3 separate regions of the Mus musculus genome follow, and regions 2 and 3 are each linked to region 1. The links are chromatin loops, found by intact Hi-C in ENCODE. Cell type or tissue: left cerebral cortex. All regions are shown on one strand.

Region 1 (8,000 bases):
GGCTCAGAGAAGGAGAGAGAAAGATGTTATAACCCTAAGGGGCAGTTCATTTCCAGGGCAGAGTTAGAAAGAGATTCTCCGGAATCCCAAGAAACACTTTATGTGTGAACAGGAAATGGTAGCTGGGTTCCAGGACCCTAGGTCATGCACACAGAAGGATTTGAATTGCTTTGGTTTCTGATTTTCAGAGGAAAAAAAAAACAAAAAAAAAACCTTACCCTTATGGGAAAGAAGCATATTGCTTTCCAGGACAAAATATATACTTTGGTTACTCACTGTATCTGATCACTACTTTAGAACTTTGGGGCCATATTAAGGGAGACTTGAGAATATCTGATCAAATTTATCATGTGTAAACTGTGAACACATAATAAACCATTAAAGGTCTCCTGGGGACTTAAATAATTCTAGAAAATCACAAAGCACTATACTGTTAAAAATTAAAACTGTAAATTATGTGGAATTTTAAAATCTCCTTTAGTCTATCTATTATAAACAAACTTATCAATAGAACCGCTTTCATTTTAAGCACAATGACAGTTGATTGGAGATATCCTGAACATGTTGCTTTGGCATGCTGAGAAAAAGTTTATCTGATTCTGAGTGGTCTCCCAGAATGACATCTCTGAATTCCTTCCTTCATTCATTCATTCATTTCATTCTCTCTCTCTCTCTCTTTCACACACACACACACACACACACACACACACACACTCAAAAGCAACACAGTACTGTTGGAACTTTATTTAGTAAACTACCTATTATAATAATTTTGATCACTGGCTCCCCCAAAAAATTAAATAATAAAAAATACGATCATTCATTCATTCGCAAGAGGCTTTAAGTAAATTTTAGAAATATTTCCACCTGAATTTATGAACATTTAAAAGGGGTTGAAGTATATCCTAACATGTGAAGTTAATATTCATAAGGAAATAAAACACATACATATCTTCAGTGCCACTAACAGGGATTTAGCCCTGACCTAAACAACCACTGACACAAGCTACTTTGATATTTCTTATGCTCCTCTTTTATTTAAAAAAAAAATGAAATTTGGCTCAAGTAAAATTAGGCAGGACAGTTGAAGAGCAAAGCTGATTTAACAGGGAAGATCACAATGGAGACAAATTGGACTCAACTCCATTGAAACAGAGATAAGGAAGCTGTGAAGGACTGGGTTAGAGGTGAGGAACTAGCAGGAAAGTGTTGGAGGACTTGAGGAGCAAATGGTCTGTAAGCTTAGGGCTGGGAGAGAGCTCATTTGCAATTATTGACATTATACTGCTCCCCTGCCACCCCATTAAAGATCAGACCCCACCCTCCACCCCCTTTATCCATGATTACATTTCAAGAGATGGCTCTCAGGTCCTTGAGAAAGACTATTCTGGGTTGTAAAGATGGCAAGATGATTTATATTTGAGAGAGAGAGACAGAGACAGAGAGACAGACAGAGAGAGACAGAGAGATAGAGAGACAGAGACAGACAGAGATAGAGAGACAGAGACAGAGAGACAGAGACAGAGAGAGACACAGAGAGAGAGAGAGAGAGAGAGAGAGAGAGAGAGAGAGAGGGCGCAAGAGCGTTTATGATTGCAATTACATGTTTTCTAAAGTAATGCCCGGTCAAGGAAAGGTGACAGCCTTTGTAGCCAGTGAGAAGCCTGTCCAATTGAGAGGAAACATGAACGCCATCTGGGCAACTTGGGAGGAAAAAAAAAACTGTATTCTTTCCTGCTATGACGTAGTATAAAAGGTAAGTGCTTACTCTTGTGGCTTTGTGAATGACTAGATTCAGATATGTATTCAGAAACTTATTCAGTTACTAGACACCTATAGAGTGACACATACTGGACTTAAAACAGGAAGTTATGAGAAATTTAAAAAAAGGGAAAAGATCCTACTATGGGAAGATTAGGGTAGTATGGAGCCAATGACTATGTGGGTTTGCTATATGTTTAATGTTTGTAAATATCATATTTCAAACAATTTGGCATAACACATTACTTAAAAGAAAGATGAACTCCATTATTTGAAAAAGAGTTTGATTTCCCTATATCATTTATCATTTAAAATCCATATCTTAAAATTATTACTGCATTTGTTCATATCATAGATCTATTAGGATTCTTTAGAATTTATCAAAATGAGCCAGATAAACTGAAAATGGGGTCCATGAGATGGCACAGTGGGTAATGGTCCTTGCCGCCAAGCCTGACCCCTGCTGAATTTGGTTCCTGGAATCCACATGGTGAGAGGAGAGACTGTTCCCATAAAAAATTTTCCTCTTCCCCTCACACAGACACACACAATAAATATATCAATCAATGAATATGAAAACATTTGTAAGTACAAGCAATACTGTCTAGGACAACCATACTAATACTGCGACCTTTAGTACAGTCCCTTATTTCGTGGTGACCCCCAAGCATAATACGTGACCCTGCAAAAGGCTCATTCAACCCTCAAAAGCATCTTGACCCACAGGTTGATGAAGCACTGGTCGAGGAGAGTAACAAAGGCTGAGAGGAAAGTGAAGAACATAGAATGGAAATGATAAAAAAGGAATATAGGTTCATATGTTTGATGTCCATTGCATAGATGTATGTAAACGCCCTTATGAGAACAGTAGTACCATGGAAATGGATATAGGCAATGATACTGTTTAGGAGAAAATATATAGACCTATTTAAGGTACTAACTTTAAAAAATAATAATGTACACTGTTTGCCTTTTGTTTGCTCGTTTGTCTGTTATTGATTTTAACTGTTGTCATTCATTGCTATTGCTGGAAGCTACACCTGAATATTTGCCTCTTCCGTGTCTGGATATGAATTTGTTTGAACAAAAAGAATCATTCCATGAAACATTTTGGGTTTTGTTTATTGAACTTCCACATAGTCCCTGAAAGCAAAATCACAAACAAATTGGGTTTGAGATTTCTGGTCTGGGTGATTGTACAAATGGAAATGCCACTTCAACTCTAAGAATAGAGATCTCTCTCCTTTAAGAGCGCTACTACCCATTCCAGAGAAGAAATTTGTTTTAAGACTTTTACAGAAAATCTTGTAAAGTACAGAATATCTCCAATTAATATATCCGTAGCAATAATCAACAAATTCAGTGAGCTACAATAACGAATGTACCAAAAGGCCATTTTTCTCCTTTATGTCACAGGAGTGCAAAACATTTCCCTTCATACCCCTGTATAGTTTTTGAGATATTTTAAATTTTTTACCTGGCCTGATCACATCATAGTGCTTCAAAAATGTGTATTTTGTAGCAGCGAAGCCAAACAAATATATCCGTATCTCACTACCACTCACATATTTGGTTGGATTTGGCTTCTTGTTATATGAGGTAGAAAAGGGACTTATAAATTATTGAATGCCTAACAAAATAACTGAACTTTGTGATTTTATAAAGCACAACATAAAAAATTCAAGTGGTCTGAAAGCTAAGCCTTTCATTTGAGTGGTAAAATGGGGAACAGTTTTAAAACAGAAAGCAAGTGAAATTTTTCATCCGTAAAGTCGAAGTCATTGATTAAAAGCGTGTGTGGTTAGAGTGCCACCTAGTGGCCAGGCACAGTAGCCCGCGGGCGCCCCAGTGGTCTTCACAAACTACTCCTCAACTCCACTTTTGTAGTAAATCTGTGAGATTTTTCCAGAGTAGAAACTGAAGGCTAAGAAAGTGAAAGTGCCCTGTTGGGAGAGATTCTTAGAAGACAACACTGAGAAAAAATAGACAGAAGCTGGAAACTGATAGCGATTTTAATTTCTCCACAAAGCTTAGTGTCCAAAGGGATGGGGGGGGGGGGGGGGCAGGTGTTAACCGCATGGTCCCTAAGGTTCACGGACCAAACTGCTCTCGGAGCATATTACAGTTGTGGAAAAAGTCGAGCATTCTCAACAATATGAGCAAGAAACTCTTCCTTATACTACTTCGCAGTACTGAGGATTCAAAACCAGGAACTGTGTCTTCCTTTTCAAAAAATTAAGAAATAGGAATATGTCCCTTATTTCTTAAGAGAAGAAAAAAATATCTATGATTCACCAAACCAGTGTCTAGAACCCCTGGAAATAGAATAGCCTCTTTGTTTTGCTTTGTTTTGTTTGGAGGTGGATGTATGTAGGGTTTTAAGTCAATTCCCTAAATTTAAAGAACTAATGCCCGAGCAGAATCTGCCTCCAGAACCTGAATTAAAGTTGAACAATCTCTGGACTCGGTGCCTCTGTGTGATGCGAGGCTCTCCCTCTGATGTGCTTTCCAGAATCACTGCCGTCAAATGCTAGAGAGGCATTTCTTAAAGTTAATCTCTCCCTTTGGCTCTCGTGAAAACATCCAAGTGTTTCTTTCCTGTGAGTCACCAGCACAGGGTAAGTATACCGCGGGCACTCGGTAATTGGGAGTTTGCTCTTCCTTTAGCTTCCTTTGTCTTAGCTCTCTCTAGAGGTGTTTTTCCCCCTCCCTCCTGTGACTAGCCAGAAGAAAACAAGCCTATGTTTGTTTACAGTTTTCTATGATGATTGATTCATTTAGAACAGGAAGAGCAGATTGTCCCCATGTTCATAGAAATCAAGGCGGACTTAAGCAGAATATGGCAGTGATGTAGCAAGCAACAAAATGCCCTGTGTGAGATTCCAGTTCTCTGATGGGTAACACAGATATGAAGATTAAACCCTCAGGGACGAGATTGTGACGTCTGTTATACGATGTCTTCTATAAGATACAACTCCTGCTTATACCTACATCCTGTTCCCCACTGGCGTCGAGTGCGGTTTTTTTTTGTTTGTTTGTTTGTTTGTTTGTTTTTTTGTTTTTTGTTTTTTGTTTGTTTTTTTTTTGTCAAGCAGTTAAAAGACAAAACCAGAATCAATTCAGCAAATGTGAAGTAAAAAATACTGTAAAACCACATTCAGGCACTGGATGCTCTTTCTGCTCTTAAGATCAAATTTTTAATTTTGCATAAAACTATTAAGTGTGTTCAACCCAGGGTTTTCTAAAGAGATTGCTGCCAATTTTCTCACAAAGGGCTTCCCACGAATCCGGATACTGTTGTTTTCATCTGTATTCAATGATGCCTAACAGCACCAAGCCTCAAAGACTTGGAGTCATTGCTCATTTTCAGCCAAAGTCAAACACACAGGAGGTGGCCAACCAAGAGCAGAGCAACAGCCACAGAGACAGAGAGAGACGGCCAGAGAGACAGAGACTGACACAGAGAGACAGAGTTAGAGACAGACACAGAGACACCGAGACACAGAGGGAAGGAGTGAGGAAGGTGGGGAGGAAGACACAGAGAGACACAGGGACACAGAAACACAGAGAGACAGAGAGACACGAAGAGAGGAAGAGACAGAGGCAGAGAGACAAAGACAGACAGAAGATAAATGGCTATACTCTTCAAGACATGTGAAAAAAAATCTTGCAAACCAGAGATGTAGATGAAATTGAGGGATCAGAGGACACAAAAATAAGTTGTAAATTCAGCCCAAAGAACCCTGATCCAAACCCTACAACATATTCTTTTCTAAAAATAATTGTTCTGCTCTTTAAAAGAATGCTCTATAAATTGATACAGTATATACTGATCATATGGACTCAATACTATCTGTCTGCATGCCAGGTTAATGTCCCCAACCTGATTTTCCTCCAAATTTCATATCTTTTATTTTTTAAAAGCTCTTTGCAGTTTATGGCTGCAGTGGAAGGGAGGGGGAGACCCTCACCTTTATGGGCATGGTTGTTTGTGGATCACTCTGCTTCTGTGGATGGCCAAATGCCCACATGCATATGGACAGTACTAATTAGACTCAGAGGATTATTAAAAATCACACATTAACCTCCTATGATGAGATTGCCTTGCTTCCATGTTAACTTCAAGGGCAGGGTTGACAAATGGCAGTCAAATAATACAAAGTATCCAGAGGAAAAAAATGTAAGAATTGCATAAGATGATAAGGATGGGTAAGTATTGAAAAGTGCCAAGAAAGTGATTTCCAATTATTCTTGACAATAAAACAATAATTACATGAAGAAATGTACATGGCAAATTAACCAGTACAGGTCAACCTATATTATATATACTTCCAGACATGATCCTGTACACACATTTTAACTATCATTTCAAAAACAAAAAGTATGCACATTTGCATGCCAGAACTTAAATAAGTTGAAAAATATAATAAGTCAAAAGTTCTCTGAAATATACTTAACCATCAAATTGCCTTTTGAAACTTTATTAATTAAAAAATACTTGCAAAAACTAAAAAAAATCACTCTATCCAACTCATTGAACTAATATACAAGTAGAATAGATATTGTGGTGCTCAACATTAAGGGCTATAATTTTCAGATTGAAAAAAGGCATATATTTATTTTATGTGTATGAATATTTTAACATTTATTCATTTTATGTCAATTTTTGAGATTATACTATAGTTACAACATATCTCCCTCCCCTTTCCTCCCTCCGAACCTTCCCTTATAACCTTTCCTTAAAATTCCTGACTTCTTTTATTTTTGGTTGTGAGCCTAGCCTTTAAGGGCTGAGCCATCTCTGCCGCAGTACAGGGGAACGCCAGGGCCAAGAAGTGGGAGTGGGTGGGTAGGGAAGTGGAGAGGGGTATGGGGGACTTTTGGGGATAGCATTGGAAATGTAAATGAAATAAATATCTAATTAAAAATAATGCTATCTATTGGGGAAAAAAATTCCTGGCTTCTTTTCCAACTGATTGTTCCTGCATGCACACATACACACACACACACACACACACACACACACACACACACACACACACACACACTTCTGAATTTTACCTGTTCGGTCCATTAGATCCATTAGGTCCATTAAAACTTATAAGTATGATTTAGGAGGCTAACCACTTGGTACTAGACGATCAATTCGTGTGGTCCTTCTCGGGAAGTCTTTCTCAGTTGCGTCTAGTTCTTTGTGTAGAGATGAGGCCCGGTGGGCTTTTCTCTATCCAGTTTGACCTGTCTATTGGAGTTATCCTTCCCTTCCCTCCCTCCAAATGCTCTCATATCCTCCTCCTGGCTATATTTTCAATCATTCTCCGCCCCCCCCCCATCTTCTGCAATGATCTCTGAGCTTTAGGGCAAGGAGTTGTATTGCACAGTATCCTTTACAACAGTAAGTCATATTTAAAGTCGAAAGTTGTGTATGATTGAAATGTGTCGTCTGTTAAAACAGAACAGAATACAAAAGCAAGAAATGTAGGAATTAAAGCTACTTTTCTTTTATCACTCGAATAGTTCTATGCTGAATTAAAATATAATTGCATCTTTAAGAAAATATCAGATTTGGAGAAGCTGTGCTTTTAGTTACTTAAAAAGAGGGGGGGGAAACAAATTTTAATTATCTATCAGTTTTTCAGCCTTACTTCTCTCAGCCCTTTGAGGTAGCATGTCTGATTTATCTTCATATACCCATCATTGAACATATTGTCTATCACATAAATCTAATCAGGGTTTGTCCCACTGAAATGCACCCATGTGTTTATTGAGTCAGTGATTAAAGTTAGAAAAACCTTAAGATTTTTTTTAACCTAAAATACCAACAACATAAAAGATGACACATGAAAGTTTTATTTTATATCAAACTGTGCTCTGGGCCATATACAAAATATAATTAAAATTTCTGTTCAGTTTGCTTATGTTGAATAGAACATGATAGAGGGTGTCATTAAAGAGTCCTTCTCTTTCTGTCATATTTCCTGCTGCTGAGACTTTTGCATCATTCTGTGGGAGCCCCATATATGTTCCCCATAGACCTTTGTCTACAACAGTTATCACAAACTGAAATTTTCTAACCATGCCTAAGTCATCTAACACATGCACAATAACACTGAGCTAAGATAAAACTTAATGGGATTTTCTTTTTCTTTTGGATTTTTACCTCTTTCTACTAAAAGAAAAGTACATTGAGACCTGTCCTGAAAAATCTGCTTCCTTGACACTTTTTCTTGGAGTCCAAC
Region 2 (8,000 bases), 1.4 Mb before region 1:
AAATTCTGTGATATTAAAAGTAATATCGTTACAAGATGATATTAAATATTGGCTTTCAAAATGAGTAATTTAAAAATCACTGGATTTCTAGACAATTCAATTTCCGTAATTGAAAGCTACTTTATAATATCGTACTATTCTTCTATTTTTTTCCCACAAATGTGGACTAATTATCCATGTCTTACTATCTTGACAAAAACCCTATGTTTCTCCCCAGGCACATGTCCAGTGGAAGAGGAGGATAATGGTATAAGGTGGCTATAGCAGCTTGCTGCCAGAGGGACAAAACGACAATCACCTTGAAATATACCCCAGCTTTACCCACCCAAAGGAGCTGTCAGAGGGATCATTGTGAGATGCAAGAATTACCAGAGCTATTCAATGACCAAGCACCTACTAAATCCAGTGCTGCCTTATGTCAAGGCAAACCCTTCGAAATCCATGCAGCTCAGAAAACACAAAGTCAGTAAAAGTGCTAGGGAGAGAGTGGGAAGATTCAGTTCAGCCACACCCACCTATAGGGAGGTGGGTGGGGCTACAATTGACGCCTGGTGTGCATGTGCCTTGTTTCTTTACCTTCTGAATGATGGAGTCCAGGCAAATACCCCTGTGACCAATGACCAGTTCCAAACAGTACATTATTTTACTGGATCACTTCAATAAGAGTTTTAAAAGTTTATAATGACTAGAAAGAAATTGATTCCAGCCCCCACAAGTTTCTGACAACTAGGACCATAGGATTAACTCATTCTGTGTAGCAGTTTCTTTGTGATGCAGGGGACTGGCTTCTGGATGGAGTTCAAGATCCATGACTATAATCTACAGTCTGTAAGAAATTTAGCCCATTAGCATTTATTCTAAAGATTGACTATGAGTCTATCATCCATAGAAAAGATGATACAGGGTTCAGCTAATGCAATATATAGACTTGTTATACAAAACCGAGTGTGGTACACGAAATGATAAAAGAAATCAATATTATCGCCAGGCAAAGGATCAGATATTCACTGTGGTGACATGTGTGAGAGTTAAAATGAAAAGTGAACTCGGTGCTCTCCAAATAATGAAGGAGAAACATATTCAACTTTTAAAATTCCAACTGAAAATGTACTATGGAAAATTAGCTGGGTTTAAAATAGTGACTCACTCTAAGGGATTTTATTTTTCTTCAAAACTGTTGCACTTCCCAGGATTGCTTTGGATTTAATCATATTAGTCAAGCCTAAGAAGTAACTAGATTTAAAAGAAAAATCGATTTGTCAAAGGAAGTGTACTTTGAGCAAATGTGCAAGACACTGTTCATTTACTTCTGCATAAAATCACAAAGTTGTAGATGGAAGTCTGTATGCCACACAAAGTCACATAAAATTGAATTGCAGATCAGAAAGATGAATTTGGGCAATGGGAACGTCAACTGGATTTCTGGTAGACAAATGATAAGGACATGATATTGTTATCACTGGTATGATATGTCATTGAGAAGATAATATAGTATGTTCCTATACTTCATGTTTTATATAAAATATTAATGAGATAAATATTTAATGATAGAGACAGAGAAGTAGAAAAATTAGATCATATTCAGTTGCATTTAGAAAACAGGCTGATTTATGTGCCATCCAGTTACATCTATAAGATAAATGGAGAATCCAATAATTAAGTGAACAAAAATCATAATCTTTCTTACTTGCTTTGTATTTATTCTAGCGTTTCAGTGCAACTTAAAATAGGCTTAAAAAGAGATCAAAGTGAAGACTAGAGACTGTGTGTGCGCCATTGTCATTCTGTATTAATTACTTTAATTCTGTATATTATTTACCTATAGGTGATTATCTAAGTACAGTGTACAGGTTTTCTGACACAAAAATGTATAATTATAACTTTTAAGATCAGATTTCAATGCATACACACACACACACACACACACACATACAGGTTTAATATTTTAAACAAATAAGTTAAATTTACAAAAAAGTTTATTTGCATGAAAATTAATTTTATATCTTAAACTTTTCTATGAATTGGTAAAAATAGAATATATTTTAACTGGAAAGAGAAATAAAAGAGAGAAGAAAAGCAGAAGAGAAATACTTAATTGTAATGTTAGTCTATAATAAATGAACCTTTGGACCATAATTTCATTTTAACACATTGGGAGTAACATGCTATCTATGTACATATGTATGTTTGCCCATGTGTGTGCTTGCTTGAATGTCTGTGTACGTGTGTGTGGGTTAGTGAATATTAAGGTAGTGCTCACAGATGCCAGAAGAGGGCAGTGGTAATGGATATCAGGGCAGCTGAAATTATAGGCATTTACAAGCTGACTTGAGTGATGAGGACCAAACTGGGTCCTCTCCAAGGACCAGTGCTTATTTGCTAAGTCATAATTCCAGCCCATAAACAATATGCCTTAGGTTTAAATAATCACATATGTATACTTAGAGAGGATTTAAGGAACATCCAGGATGTAATTAATCCTATGTGAAAAATCAATCACATGATCTGGAGTAATATGTGTGTTCTTTGCAAATTAAATACAAACTGCATGTCATTTCTTGAATACTAAATTTAGCATTAACACATACCAGAGTAAAACATGTTCTTCCAATAATTTGATATTTCATCAAGAAAAAAAATACACTTTTCACTTTAAAATATACTTCTTGACTTCCAGCTGTGACAGTCATTTTGCATTGTTGAGTTCCAACGAACAAAAAATATTTTAAGTTTAAAGTACGTAAAGAAGCAAAACCACTATAAGAATATGGCTTTTAATTTTTAGTAACTGTAATATGTGTATATGTTGGAATATAAAGAATACGGAGGCTAAATTATTTCTTAGAAAACTGATATAATTTTGTATTTCAAGCAAGTACATTTCCCTCAGTTTTATTACCATACCTTCCTGCTATATATTTCCCAAGAGCTGAAATCACTGCAGTATTTAATTGCCTGACAATTATTTCAGTTACATCAATTTTGTGGTTAAACTAATTATTTATATTATCAAAACAAATCAGCACTAGAGGCTAATTAGACTAGAGAAACCATCCTACACTGTTTCTCATCTTACATATTAATAAGGTTTGGGTTAATACTAACTTTGCAAGAGATGAGCATATCCTTCAGGTGATAATTTACAGACAGAACTTAGGAATTCAAAGGAGCTTGAAATCACTTTAACCAGTCTCACGTTGAACAGTGAAGAATATTAAATTGCAGCATTCTGCATCATGCTGAAGCAAAAGACTGGTCCATTACCTAGTTATCCACAAGATGGCAGCTCTGGTCATTTGGCCACTAATGCCTTTATTGCGATCCTGTTTTTGTTAATAATAAAATAGAAAGTATGTGAATAGCATAGGTATAAATGTTCCTAAGATTTCTCAACTTCAGAATAGTAAAACAAGTTATTTATATCACCTTAAAATATGCGATTTCGAAATACCGAAAACTATCTGATTTAATTTACAATTTTTTATTATAAGTAATTTTGGAATCCACTCTCCTTAAAAGTTATTGCTTTTCTTCAATTTTGTTTCAAAACAAGGAATTGCTTTAAAATGCAAAGTTAGTATTAAGACAAATGAAGAAACCCTGACTGCAGCAGTTTTACCTCATGGAGACAGAGACATAAAAACCACATTTTCCAGCTAGTAAGTTCTAGATATGGTTTATTTTCAATAGGAGCATGTATTTACTGAGAGCACCTGAATTCCCTTATAATGCTTAATAATTTCCACAGCCACTATTTTTCTTACATCTACCCCAAATCTCCTTGGTTTAGAGTGTGAGTATATTATTGTTATCTTTGTTTTGGGTGCAGGCACATATTTTGGAAACATTTGGAATTATTGGGGCACATCACATTTCTTGTCAGATAATGGGTAATAAGAAGATACTTATTGTGTTTGCCTGTCAGTAAGTTTTATTTTAGGAAAAATTGAAATAACTTTAAAGGAGTGGCAAAGGTATGAAAATCCGCATATCTGAAGGCAAGGCTCCAATGCAATTTCAATGCACACTGTGTTATAACACACACGATGATAGCACACTTACCCTATGTTAAGGTATATTTTGGGTATCTTAGCTGATAATGAAAACTAAAATTCATAGATACACAGACTTGTTCTTATCATGTTTTGGAGCAAGCATGTCTCCTGTGTTCATATCCTCCTCCTTTGTTAAGTGTATTTTGTTTCACATATATTTTTGTAGAAATTTTTACCAATGTTATGTTTTATTTTCCATCTCAGTTGGTGTTCTGTATATGTGTCACGCTATTCAAAATTGATAAAAATCATAGCTTTCTTTATCTGTCTTGACCAAGTACAGTGATATCAGCCTCATAAAAATTCGACATTTATACTTAATGAGAATTAATTAATTGAAATTACTGTATATTCTACAAAAGAAATGGTCTATTCATGGAAAAATCCACTGTGTTTATATTGAAATCTTATTTCAGACTCATGGGTGTTTTTATATGAAAGACACTGAGAAATAGTAACCTTTATGCTTATTATCTATTCTAGTCCTGTAAAACAGAAGATTGTTTAAAGAGTTGAGAACAATCCAATTATCACAAGCAGTCTTAGCATTATTTTAATAATAAGTGCAACAATGATATCATCAATATCAACCCCTTTACCCACACCAACTCTGTGGGTGATTATTTTGAACTCGGAACAATTCCGGCTATTCTATGCATTTTTATATTGTCTGTTTTATTTGCAATAATGTTTCAACGTCATTGCATGATAGGGTAAGACTCTTATTATATATGCCATCTCACTTTATTTTAGCCTTTTTCTTAATTCTTCCCTGACTTCAGCAGAAGGAAATTAGAGTAATTCTTGTTAAGTTGGTTTTTCCCTCCTTTGATACATAATTCTTCTTGGAATTTCTGAACTTACTGCTCCTTTGCAATGGGCTGATGATTCATCACACAACATTGATGACATCACCTGCAGCTATTCAGCAGTGGTGTAAAGCTGTGATTTCAGGATCCAAAACATAAACCGCTTAGTTGGTTCTATGGCTATTTTTAAGTAGCTAAGTATCAGTGTCTTTTCTGGGACATTGTAGTGGGAGACTTGAACCTATGTCTTTAGATAAATTCTTGTTTGAGTTTTGTCTAGGAGTTTATGATCCATGTTAATCCCTAAATTCATCAAAGACATGTGATCACACTGATACTTAAAAGATCAATGCTTTCCTGAGGAAATAGAAAGTGGTATTAGTAAAACATCTGCAATATATAAGGTATATAATTTATCATCTCTGTAGAACAATATTGGTGAGGTTTATCTGGATAATGTACTTAGCACATTTGAGGTCAATTATAAACAAATAAAAAAAAGGATCACTAGTCAGCAATGTGGACATACAGGAGACAATTTGAAATTGTATTTTCATTCCAGGAATAATGATCTCCATTGGAAGTGTTGAACACTCTGCCTAACAGAGGATCAAAATCACTGATTGTCACAAAAAGCAGCATTCCCACCTATCAACCCAACTGAAATCAAACCAGTTCCATGCTAGAAACAGACAAAGGATTTTCAACAGCTTTTATTGGAATATTCGGGGTGAAGTGCAAGTACTGTGTAAAATATAGGCCCCTCGCCTGGTGCTTACACTTGAGTTGCCTAGAGCACAAGTATTAACCGTTTATTGGATCACATACAGTGCTCTTGGGAGTTGGAGGAAACATTATGTGGGGCCCTGTGGGAAGACGTTGGGCTGTCAAGTTTGTGCCCTTGAAGATATTATTGGAGTCAACACCTCTGATTATTTATGTCTGTCACACTGTGATTGCCCTGAAGTGTCCTATATATCAATATATGTGCACTCACTCATGACCACACATACAACTGCACACACACGCACACACACAGACACACACACATGCAAACACATACACACACCACAAATATAGTTACACAGTGAGAATCAACAACCACATACTTAGGGTAGACTCTTCCGATGCTTATTTTTAAATATTACAGTCCAAATGAGCACCACAAAATCCCATAGCCACTCTATAATAGAGAATTCACTTAGTCCAATCTCAAATGTCTTCATAATTTTAACAGTTCTTACAATAATCAAGTAAAAAAAATTCTATAGTCTCTACTAAGAAACAATACAAATTGTTAAATATAGATCCCAGTAAAATAAAAAAAGGAGAAAGCTCTCTATTCTTAATGTAAAATGTAGCAATATTCTCAGTCTAAAATAAAGACAAAAGGTGATAGCAGGAACATCTCAGTCTAAGCAAAATCAAAACCAAACAGCACAAAGATCAAATGCTTTGGCTCCAAGTCTGACATTCCAGCACATGGCAGAAGCCCTTATCTTTGTTCCCATGAGCTTCAGTAGATTCAGCTCTATAAAAATCCATTCACAGTTCACATGGCCTCTCTTTTTGGGGTATTTACCTTCAATATAGCAGGCAATAAACGTTGCATCTCTAATGGTCTCGGCTCTCCACTACAACCATTCTTTACCCTGTGTTAGAACCCTTTTGACTCATTTCTGACAAAGCTACTAGAGGAAAGAAGTGTTCCTTTTAGTTTGAGGAGATAGACAACATCAGGTCTGGGACAGTAGGACAAGGGACCTTGTCCTTGTGGCCCTGGTATTGAGCACGGAATGGCAAAAATACTTGTGTTCACCTTACTTTCTTATATTTTTATTTTTACTTATTTTTATTGTTTTTTATTTACATTTCAAATGTTATCCCTCTTCACTGTTTCCCCTCTGCAAAACCCCTATCTCATCCCCATCCCTTCTGCTTCTATAAGGGTGCTTCCTTGCCCACCCACTCTTGCCTCATAGCCATAGCGTCCCCCTAAGCTGGGTCATCAAGCCTTTACAGGACCAAGGGCATTTCCTCCCACTGATGTCAGACAAAGCTATCGTCTGCTACATATGAAGCTGATGCCATGGGTCCCTCCATGTGTACTCTTTGGTTGGTGGTTTAATTCCTGAGAGCTCAGCAGGGGGTGGGGGGTCTGGTTGGTTGATATTGTTGTTTTTCCTGTGTATTTGTAAACACTTTTAGCTCCTTCAGTCCTTCCTCTAACTCCTCCATCGGTGTAGCCTTGCTCACTCCACTGTTTGGCTACAGGCATCTGCATCTGTAATGGTCAGGCTTACTTTCTTATTTTTATTCTTCCCAAGCTTCCTTCCCTCTGATGGTGCTACACACAATCAGGGTTGTTCTTGTTCTTCATGAAAACTTTCTAGAATCATGTTCATAGATAATGGCAAGCATGTTCCCACTTACTCATAATCTTCCTTCAAACCATCTCCACAGAACCAGTAGTCATATGGTTAGATTTATCACAGTAATGAAACCATTTCCTTCATACACACTGAGTCATCACTGAAGCAAAATAATTTACAGGATCTGCTTAAAGGAAGGGGCATTTACTTTGGATCATGGTTTCATAAGATTGAGTCTTCTACATTGGGAAAGGTATAATTAAGGAATCACTCTTTCCGTGATTGTGTGAGTGTCATGCCGCATGGCTACGCGTTCATAGAGATAAGCAGAGAAAGCAAATGAAAATATTGAAACTAATAGCCTGAGCCCCTCCTGCTCAAGAGTTGAAGATCTTCAGAGAACTGCCTCTAGTGAAGAGAAAAATACCTGAAGCTGTGGGCAACTTCTCTGATTCAAGCAATTATAGTATGTTCCATTCCTGAATCACGAGTGTGGGCCTATATCTCTAATGGAGAGAGAGAAAGAGACAGGGCCTTACAATTCAGCCTTTGTCCAGGCTGCTCTAAGCTACTTACATCTTTCTTCTTATTCTCTATTAATTATTCCTCCACAATGCTGATACACAGAACATCTTCCCATTTTAAATTCTGGCATTCAAACCTCTCTTCATCTTTTGTTTAGCTTGCTCAAGCACGGAGTAAAACAAAGAATCAAAAGAAGCAAATATAAAAACCCTCTGTCACATTTCTCGATAAAAATGAAA
Region 3 (8,000 bases), 940 kb before region 1:
TTACATTCTACTGTATTTAGTGCATGATGCTCCTCTGCTTACTACCCAAAAGAAACACAAATGCCAAAACAGAGACAAATCCCTTGATCTATAGTGGTGTCCTTCCAGAAAGATATGCTTGAACAATGGTGGCACAAAGCTTATGGGAGTCACCGACCAATCGGCGATTTGATTGAGGCCCACTCTATAAGATGTGCCACATACCCAACACTGTTAGGGTGACCAAGAGCTAGAGAAAAGATAGCCCAGAAATCTAAAACCAAATACTACTATTATAAGAATAAACAAATAGATAAACAAATAAGCAGCAATACAATGACTCCTAATCACATTCTGCTATTCGCATAGTTTAGAACTTGCCCAGCCATCAACAGAGAAGCTTCTACCTGAAACGGATGAGAGCAGGCACCTAGACATTATGAAAAGAGTTTGTGATCTTGGAACACTCAACTGGAAAGGGAAGGCTACTATTAAATTTCCTGCCCCAGGGCCCAGGAAATCTTGTGGTAGAGAAGGCAGAAAGAGACCAAGAGCAAGAGGGAATAGAGGATATCAACAAAATACCAGTAAGATTAAAACCTGATATGTACTGACAGAGACTGGGGAAGCATATATTTGATTTACATTAATTCATACAAGGTGTTCTGATTAAAAGTTATGGCTTCCAGTTTAGTGTTTCATTGAGACTCCTGAATGTGTGTGTGTGTGTGTGTTTAAGAGGGTCTCTGACTTCTGATGTGTTAGTTTTGTTTTATCGTATTGTATAATTATTTTTTATTAACAGTTACAAGCCCGTTTTCTTTTATATATATTTGGTTTTTTGAGACAGGGTTTCTCTGTAGCCCTGGTTGTCCTGGAACTCACTTTGTAGACCAGGCTGGCTCAAACTCAGAAATCCACCTGCCTCTGCCTCCCAAGTGCTGGGATTAAAGCCTGTTTTCTAATGAGAAACAGAAAAGTGCTCTATCCAGATGGGAGTGAAGGTGGGGAAAAACCCAGAAGTGTAGAATGAGGGGAATTCATAACCAGGAGGAAAAGAGGAAAAGATCTTTTTTTTTCCAATTAAAGCCAAAATTAGTATTTGCTATTTTTTTCAATGTGGATGCTATTTAGTTTACCTAAAGTTTTAATGTAATACTTTCTTCTTTGCAGGGTAATTTTCTATGCTTGATTTTCTCTAAGCAGCCAGAATATGTAGACATCTCCCTACTAGAACTACTTGCAAAAGAGAATACAAATAAAATGGTTACAAGGTAAAATCTAATGAGCAAGAGGATTTATTGTCTTGTCTTCTGTTGTTATGTCCTTTGGGAAAAGGTACAAGAAAAATGAGCCACAGTTATGTCTGCTTTCCTTGCTAAGTTATGACTGGTATTTTAGCTGTTTGATATTCATATAGAAAGTGCCTGCCAGTTTCTAATCAATTTCTAATTTTATATTTGCATGTGTAATGTTTTGGCACATCTACAAGTACTTTAATACCAAAAGACAAAACACTGTCAATGTTTAATTTCTTACTTAATATAATTATACTATTACAAACACAAAACAACACACATGGATTATTGAGAAAGTGGAGAGTCAAGAATCTTCAGTGGAAACCTAGATATTCCTTACTTAAAAGGCTGTGATAAAATTGCCTTTGAGATGAGTACCATTTATTAGATATTGATTGTGATAGAAGTTTTTGATACTTGAATACATGAACTCCCCAAACAAAATTTTAAAGCTAGATATCATCATTGTATAGACACAACCGAGGCCAGATATATAGAGATAAAGAAACTTAGACAAACTTCCTTACTGTATCTAACGATATTTTTAAATCCTCAATCCAATGTTTCATTCATTATGCTACTTTTACATGTGGGGTATAGTTAAAAGAGGATTTGAAATCTAATAGGTCATCTGCATGTATCCCCCATAACGATATATGCAAGTCACTGACAAACTATTAGACATTTAATACATTATACGTACATAAAAGATCACCCTTCTCTTTGATCCAATTAGAGGCCCTGAAATATTAATAAACTCTTTGACTTAGGACAGAATAGTATTGCATGTTTTCCTACTACATGTTGCGCAGAAGCAGCAAAGCCATCACAAGTACTCAATAAACATTATTTAGTAGCAAATAATAAAATGAAATTACAGTAATATATTTTGCAATGAACTCACCATAAGATGGAATAAAATAACTTTTAGTACTAGAGCAAGAAGCTGAGCCTATTTAAATATCTGGGTAAGTAAATGTGGCTTATGGGAAGGCAGAAGGTGCTGGCATGATTGTAATTTAAAAAAAGGTTAACATGAGGTCAGGGTGATAAGAAAGTTCATTGTAATTTGGAGCTGGTTTTCAGATGTGCTTGGTCCATATAATATTCTAAACAATTAAAAGCATTGTTTAGCTACTATTATATCTTCCTTTTCTCAATGCTGAGATAACTACCTTTTGTTGTATATTGGTACTTTTCAAAAAAATGTGTTGCCTAAAATAACTGTTCTAATGCTCTTTATAACAGAAGCTGAAAATTTTAGGAGAGTCACTGGTTAAAGTAAAATACACATGCTTTGTCCTTAAACATTCATGAGCAATTGAGATACGGAAGCATTTGAGTGCTTTTAGATTCTTTTGTAGATTTAAAGTAGAGCTTTCCATTATTGGTGAAAAAGGAAAAGAACAAACAGACTGCAAATGAGTGGAGAAAGGGGTTCCACAAAAGAGAACAGCTTGCCAAATGGAAGTATCCATGGAGAAACCTCAATTTTAACTCTGATTCTTCATTTCCTCCAAAGGTATGGGGAAGAAAGTACTTAAAAGTGGAGTTTGAGGATTCAATTCTCTTTATGCATTTCGATTTATTCCCCTTTTAGTCCCTTTAAGCATAAGGGGGATTCTCTGAAAGCCACTGTCTTTCTGATTCTCTCTTCTCTCTCTCTCTCTCTCTCTCTCTCTCTCTCTCTCTCTCTCTCTCTCTCTCTCTCTCTCTCTGTCTCTCTCTCTCTCAATCTCTCTCTCTCTCTTTCTCTCTCTCTCTCTTTCTCTCTCTCTCTCTCTCTCTCTCTCTCTCTCTCTCTCTCTCTCTCTCTCACACACACACACACACACACACACATCTTCTTAATACTTTCTGCAATGCTCCAAAAAAAAAGTAGAACCTTTACTAATGACTCCTTCAAAGTCTTCTACCACTTCCTCTTCTAAGTCCATGATTAACCCAGGATGGGTACATAAAGTCTGCGTCCCAGTCCAAACAGAGCAGCTGCTACACTCCACCTCACTGTATATACACCTGCAGTAGTCATACCTGCAAAAGGTTCATAGTCATTTTTCCTTATGGAAAACTACCAGCAACCCAGTAGATTTCACTGAGCCCATTCATGCAGTCAAGAGATGTCAGAATGCATCGAACACTCATAGCACAGTAGTTTCAGAAAATGTCCTCTTGCTTTATAAACTCTGTGATTTCTCTGACACAATCGACATACACATCCTTAACTTTTAGTTAACACACAGAGAGAAGTCATCTTTCCCATTGCAATAGATCTTTGTAAAATAAGCTATTTCACGTAGGTCAAAGCTGCTTCCTCCCTTTTCATTATACCAGTAATTGTTCAGAACTTTGGCAGCTTTTAAAATGTTACTTTACTAAATGCTTTTTCCACCTAAGGGACAGCATGAGAATTTTTATATATTAAGAAAACAATTTTTTTTACAATATATTTGTATTTGTAACAACATAGTAGATAATTTTAATGAATTTCCTTCAAACTCACAAATATTGATCAGCAACACAAAATGTTTCTTTACCATGTTCTCAGAAATACTTCTAGTAGAGTTTGTTTAAATTAAAAAATTTCCATCATTCATATATCTGCATAAATAGCCATGAAAAGCAGCATATTTAGTATCAGCATTCAATAGAAAGTATTTGCCAAGACAGAGAAAATATGACTATTCCAAAATACACAGGCTGGAGCAAGTTTTCAAAGTACGTATTTCCCCTCATTATTGGCTGTAGCTACAAAAGGAAAACCCTCCAGAGAATTAATACGAACTTATTATAATGCAGCCTGCAGCACGGTTTTGTTTTGGTTTTGCTTGTTTTGTGCTGACACAGCAATTTAAAGTATATATTCTTATCTTCAGTAAAGGAATCCTATTATTTCCCATGCAAACATGCAGCAATAAAGTGCCATTACCCAGTCAATACTGACTCCTTAACATCTTTCTCTATTTGCAGGTTTGGATTCCCAGCTCATTAGCTTATTACTTGATAAATAGGAGAGGGTAATGAATTGAGAAAATAACTACGTACCTTCAGAGAAAACCTGCCCGATAACAATAATCCATTAGGAGCCTGGCAATATCCTCTGATCTATTGCCCGCAAAGCTACGACTGGATGGAGAGTTTCATTCCCTGGGCTCAGCTCTCCAGAAGAAAACCAGCACAATTTAAATATTTCTTGGAATGTGACAGCTCTCTAGATCCCCGGTTGCGTTCTGTTCCCCAGGGATGGCAATCTGGTGTTCCTGTGTGCACAGAGCAGTGAAGATGAATTGAAAACGCTTGAGATAAATTAGGAATGGCTAAGTTAAAACTGTCTCTGCTCCAGACTCTCTCATCTGCAGTCTGCAAGCCTGTTTTTCTGTGAAAAAGCTAGATGGCAGGCTGCCTCAGTAAGTTCTTAAGCGACAGAGAGCATTTTCAATGAAGAAAAATTCTCCCATTATCTAAGCTAATGTGACTGCTGCTAAATCTAGTATTTTAAAGTGTCTAGTGGCATGGAATTTATTTGCACTATTGCTTTCCTTCAAACTACAGTCTAGAATCTATACCTTAAAAATATATATAGCTTCATGTGGTAGAAGCAAAGTTTTACTTACAATGAATTTTCTCTCTCTTCTTTTTCTATTTTAATAATAATTTATCTATCCGGTATTTACTCCTTTGTTTCTAAGCATTTTATTATATTTTCTAACACAGAGGCAGTTTTGATTTACATTTTAGTATACAATTATGAAAAATGACATTTTTAGTGACAATCACTTAAGTGGATTCAGTTCCACGAAGAAATATGTAGTTCTCTAATGTCACTCAAAATTCAAAGGGCATAATATAACAAACAAAAAATATCTAATGCTAATAAATAGTTAAAGAAATAAATGTTGTCCCTTTGGACAGAGCCCTAAACATCCCATATTTTTAATAATATTCTGTATTTGAGACATAAAACAGAGTTCTTTTGGTGTCTTAAAACCAAGCAAAGCACCAATGCATTTTAAAATGCACAGATCCATGTCTTAGATTTGTAATATGAGAAGGAATGTAATTTGGAGACAAGGAAGGCATTGAAACTTATGAGAATATTTGCACTTTGAAAATATACCCAGCATCTATGAAACTAATCTTCTGCTTGCTGTGTGTTCTCCTGTGCCAAAGACATGTTTAATGTTTAATATTTGAATGTATGATGTTGCAGCAAATTCTTGGTTCCATTATGGGAATAAGTTTACATATTTGAGGGAAAACAAAAATAAATACAGTTATCTGGAAATCAGGAAAATTGGGTTCCATCAAAATCTTGCCTTTTACTCTCCCAACTATGAAATCATCATAGCTAATATTTCCTGAGGATGGCGTGTGTACTGGAAACATAACATGAGACACTAGAGCTGGATGCTGCCAATTTCTTCTCATCAGGGGCTCTCAGGGAAAAAGATGTCACTGTATACGTGGCTATCAAGCTATGAAAACAGTAAGTGTAATATTAGATTGTTAAGGTTTGGCCCCTTGCACATAACCCAACATGTGCTGATTATTATCTACTTTAAATATCTCTCATCCTTTTCTCCCTCATTCCAACCTTTCTATCATCCACATATCTAAACCAATTTAATTACAAAAGGCATCTATTTGATCTGTTCTGAGTTTCTTGATCATCTTTAAACTTGTTTCATATTCTAAAGTATACAAAAGGGTCTAAAAATAAAAATTATAATCTGTGTTTTCATTTTTACCTGGAGAATAATGCTCTCCATCTTTATAATAATCTGTCAGCCATATGAAGTAATTCCCATTCTTATCTAAAGTCATCAAATAGAAAGCAAGTCTTCTTTTAGTAGCTTTGTATAAGAGCAGGTGATTCTGGAAAAATGGCAGATATTTAGATTAATACAATTGAACAGTAAGCAAACAAATAAAGCTTTACCAAGCCAAAGCTCTAACTAGCTTAGAATGCTTAGTCTGTACAATGTCTTGGGTTCAGTCCCTAGAACCATTAAATAAATACATAGTCTTTACTATGTTGTCAAAAGATGTTCACCAAAGGCACAAACAACTGTCCCTGAGAAGAGAACATGCTTCAAGAAATGATGCTGGAAGAATGGCTCATTGATATGCAATAGAATGAAACCAGACACCCGGACCACTAGTAAGGATGTAACATCAGCCAACTCAAACCATATTAAAATCAAAATACTGTTTATTAAGGGATTCAGTACAATGGAAAACAGTTCACAGAATTAAAGGCAATATTTGCCAAAATCAATGTAACAGACACGTACAATGAAGGAATATATAATGGTAAGTGGGGTGGGTGTTTAGCTTTCTGTGGGAAAGCATACTATGGTTTCCAAGGTTCCAGGAACATCCCAGAAAAGGACGAAGAACTGTACATGATGTAAAGTTGTGCAGTGAAGTACTATCTTCTGAGATTAGCATGTCTGCTACATTCATGTGCTCACAGACGCTGTAATTGCTAATACAGTGAGGGAATTATGCTGAGTCTCTCAACATGCAGACAAATATGTGGAGCTGGGGTCTATCTGAACTCTCCCTTGATATTTCTTGGTTGTAGAAGCAGAGGTAAATGTTTTCAATGGTGAGTTCAATGTGACTTGCCTGAGCTCCTGTCCATACGTCCACACAGGTCTACATTGAGAAGGCTCTGATTAAACTCACTGATTCATAAAACAAAAAGAATTCAGAAAAAGAGGCACAGAGAGCAACTTATTTATAGAAGAGTACAAAAGGTGAGGTGAAAGGAGGATTAACATGTGTGGGGATATGGCTCTAATGGAATGTATGCATATATAAATCCAAAAAACAAACTAATTCCCATCCCATATAGAGAACTACAGCAAGGCAAACAAGAAATCACAGTTAAATAATCTGCTTTAAAAATATATGAAAATACTTTTTGCTATCCTAGGTTTTTTGTTATTCCAGATGAATTTGCATATTGCCCTTTCTAATTCGTTGAAGGATTGAGTTGGAATTTTGATGGGGATTGCATTGAATCTATAGATTGCTTTTGGCAAGATAGCCATTTTTACTATATTGATCCTGCCAATCCATGAGAATAAGGGATCTTTCCATCTTCTGAGATCTTTTTAAAATTCTTTCTTCAGAGACTTGAAGTTCTTATCATACAGATCTTTCACTTCCTTAGTTAGAGTCACGCCAAGGTATTTTATATTATTTGTGACTATTGAGAAGGGTGTTGTTTCGGTAATTTCTTTCTCAGCCTGTTTATCCTTTGTGTAAAGAAAGGCCATTGACTTGTTTGAGTTAATTTTATATCCAGATACTTCATTGAAGCTGTTTACCAGGGTTAGGAGTTCTGTGGTAGAATTTTTGGGTCACTTATATGTACTATCATATCATCTGCAAAAAGTGATATTTTGACTTCTTCCTTTCCAATTTGCATTCCCTTGATCTCCATTTGTTGTCTTATTGCTCTGACTAGGACTTCAAGTACAATGTTGAATAGGTAGGGAGAAAGTGGGCAGCCTTGTCTAGTCCCTGATTTTAGTGGGATTGCATTCAGCTTCTCACCATTTACTTTGATGTTGACTACTGTTTTGCTGTAGATTACTTTTATCATGTTTAGGTATGGGCCTTGAATTCCTGATCTTTCCAAGACTTTTATCATGAATGGGTGTTGGATTTTGTCAAATGCTTTCTTCGCATCTAACAAGATGATCATGTGTT

What was found. A loop is a pair of places that touch in the nucleus more often than their neighbours do. Peaks named below come from ENCODE experiments on the same cell type or tissue, not always from the same donor. Only the 100,000 strongest peaks of a DNase experiment are listed, where the experiment ranks them.
Region 2: it touches region 1 in a loop (5-fold over the local background); 6 of 42 quality-filtered maps call a loop at or near these places.
Region 3: it touches region 1 in a loop (5-fold over the local background); 4 of 42 quality-filtered maps call a loop at or near these places.

What each region holds. Positions count from the first base shown.
Region 1 is chr10:100,737,835-100,745,834 of GRCm38, reverse strand. Gm35722 (predicted gene, 35722) reads left to right here and starts at 4,200. Exons shown (of 3, transcript NR_152765.1): 1 at 4,200-4,379. In left cerebral cortex, a CTCF peak has its summit at 3,579 (motif pointing left); DNase peaks (open chromatin) are centred at 3,580 and 4,388.
Region 2 is chr10:102,150,334-102,158,333 of GRCm38, reverse strand. It overlaps a transcript of Mgat4c not described here. Among named protein-coding and RNA genes, the nearest start is that of Mgat4c, 220 kb to the left of the region's middle. In left cerebral cortex, CTCF peaks have their summits at 2,270 (motif pointing right) and 3,265 (motif pointing right); DNase peaks (open chromatin) are centred at 2,265, 3,241 and 4,986.
Region 3 is chr10:101,678,273-101,686,272 of GRCm38, reverse strand. It overlaps a transcript of Mgat4c not described here. Among named protein-coding and RNA genes, the nearest start is that of Mir3059, 90 kb to the left of the region's middle. In left cerebral cortex, a CTCF peak has its summit at 4,655; DNase peaks (open chromatin) are centred at 3,362, 4,173 and 4,588; H3K4me3 peaks cover 2,361 bases; H3K27ac peaks cover 1,334 bases.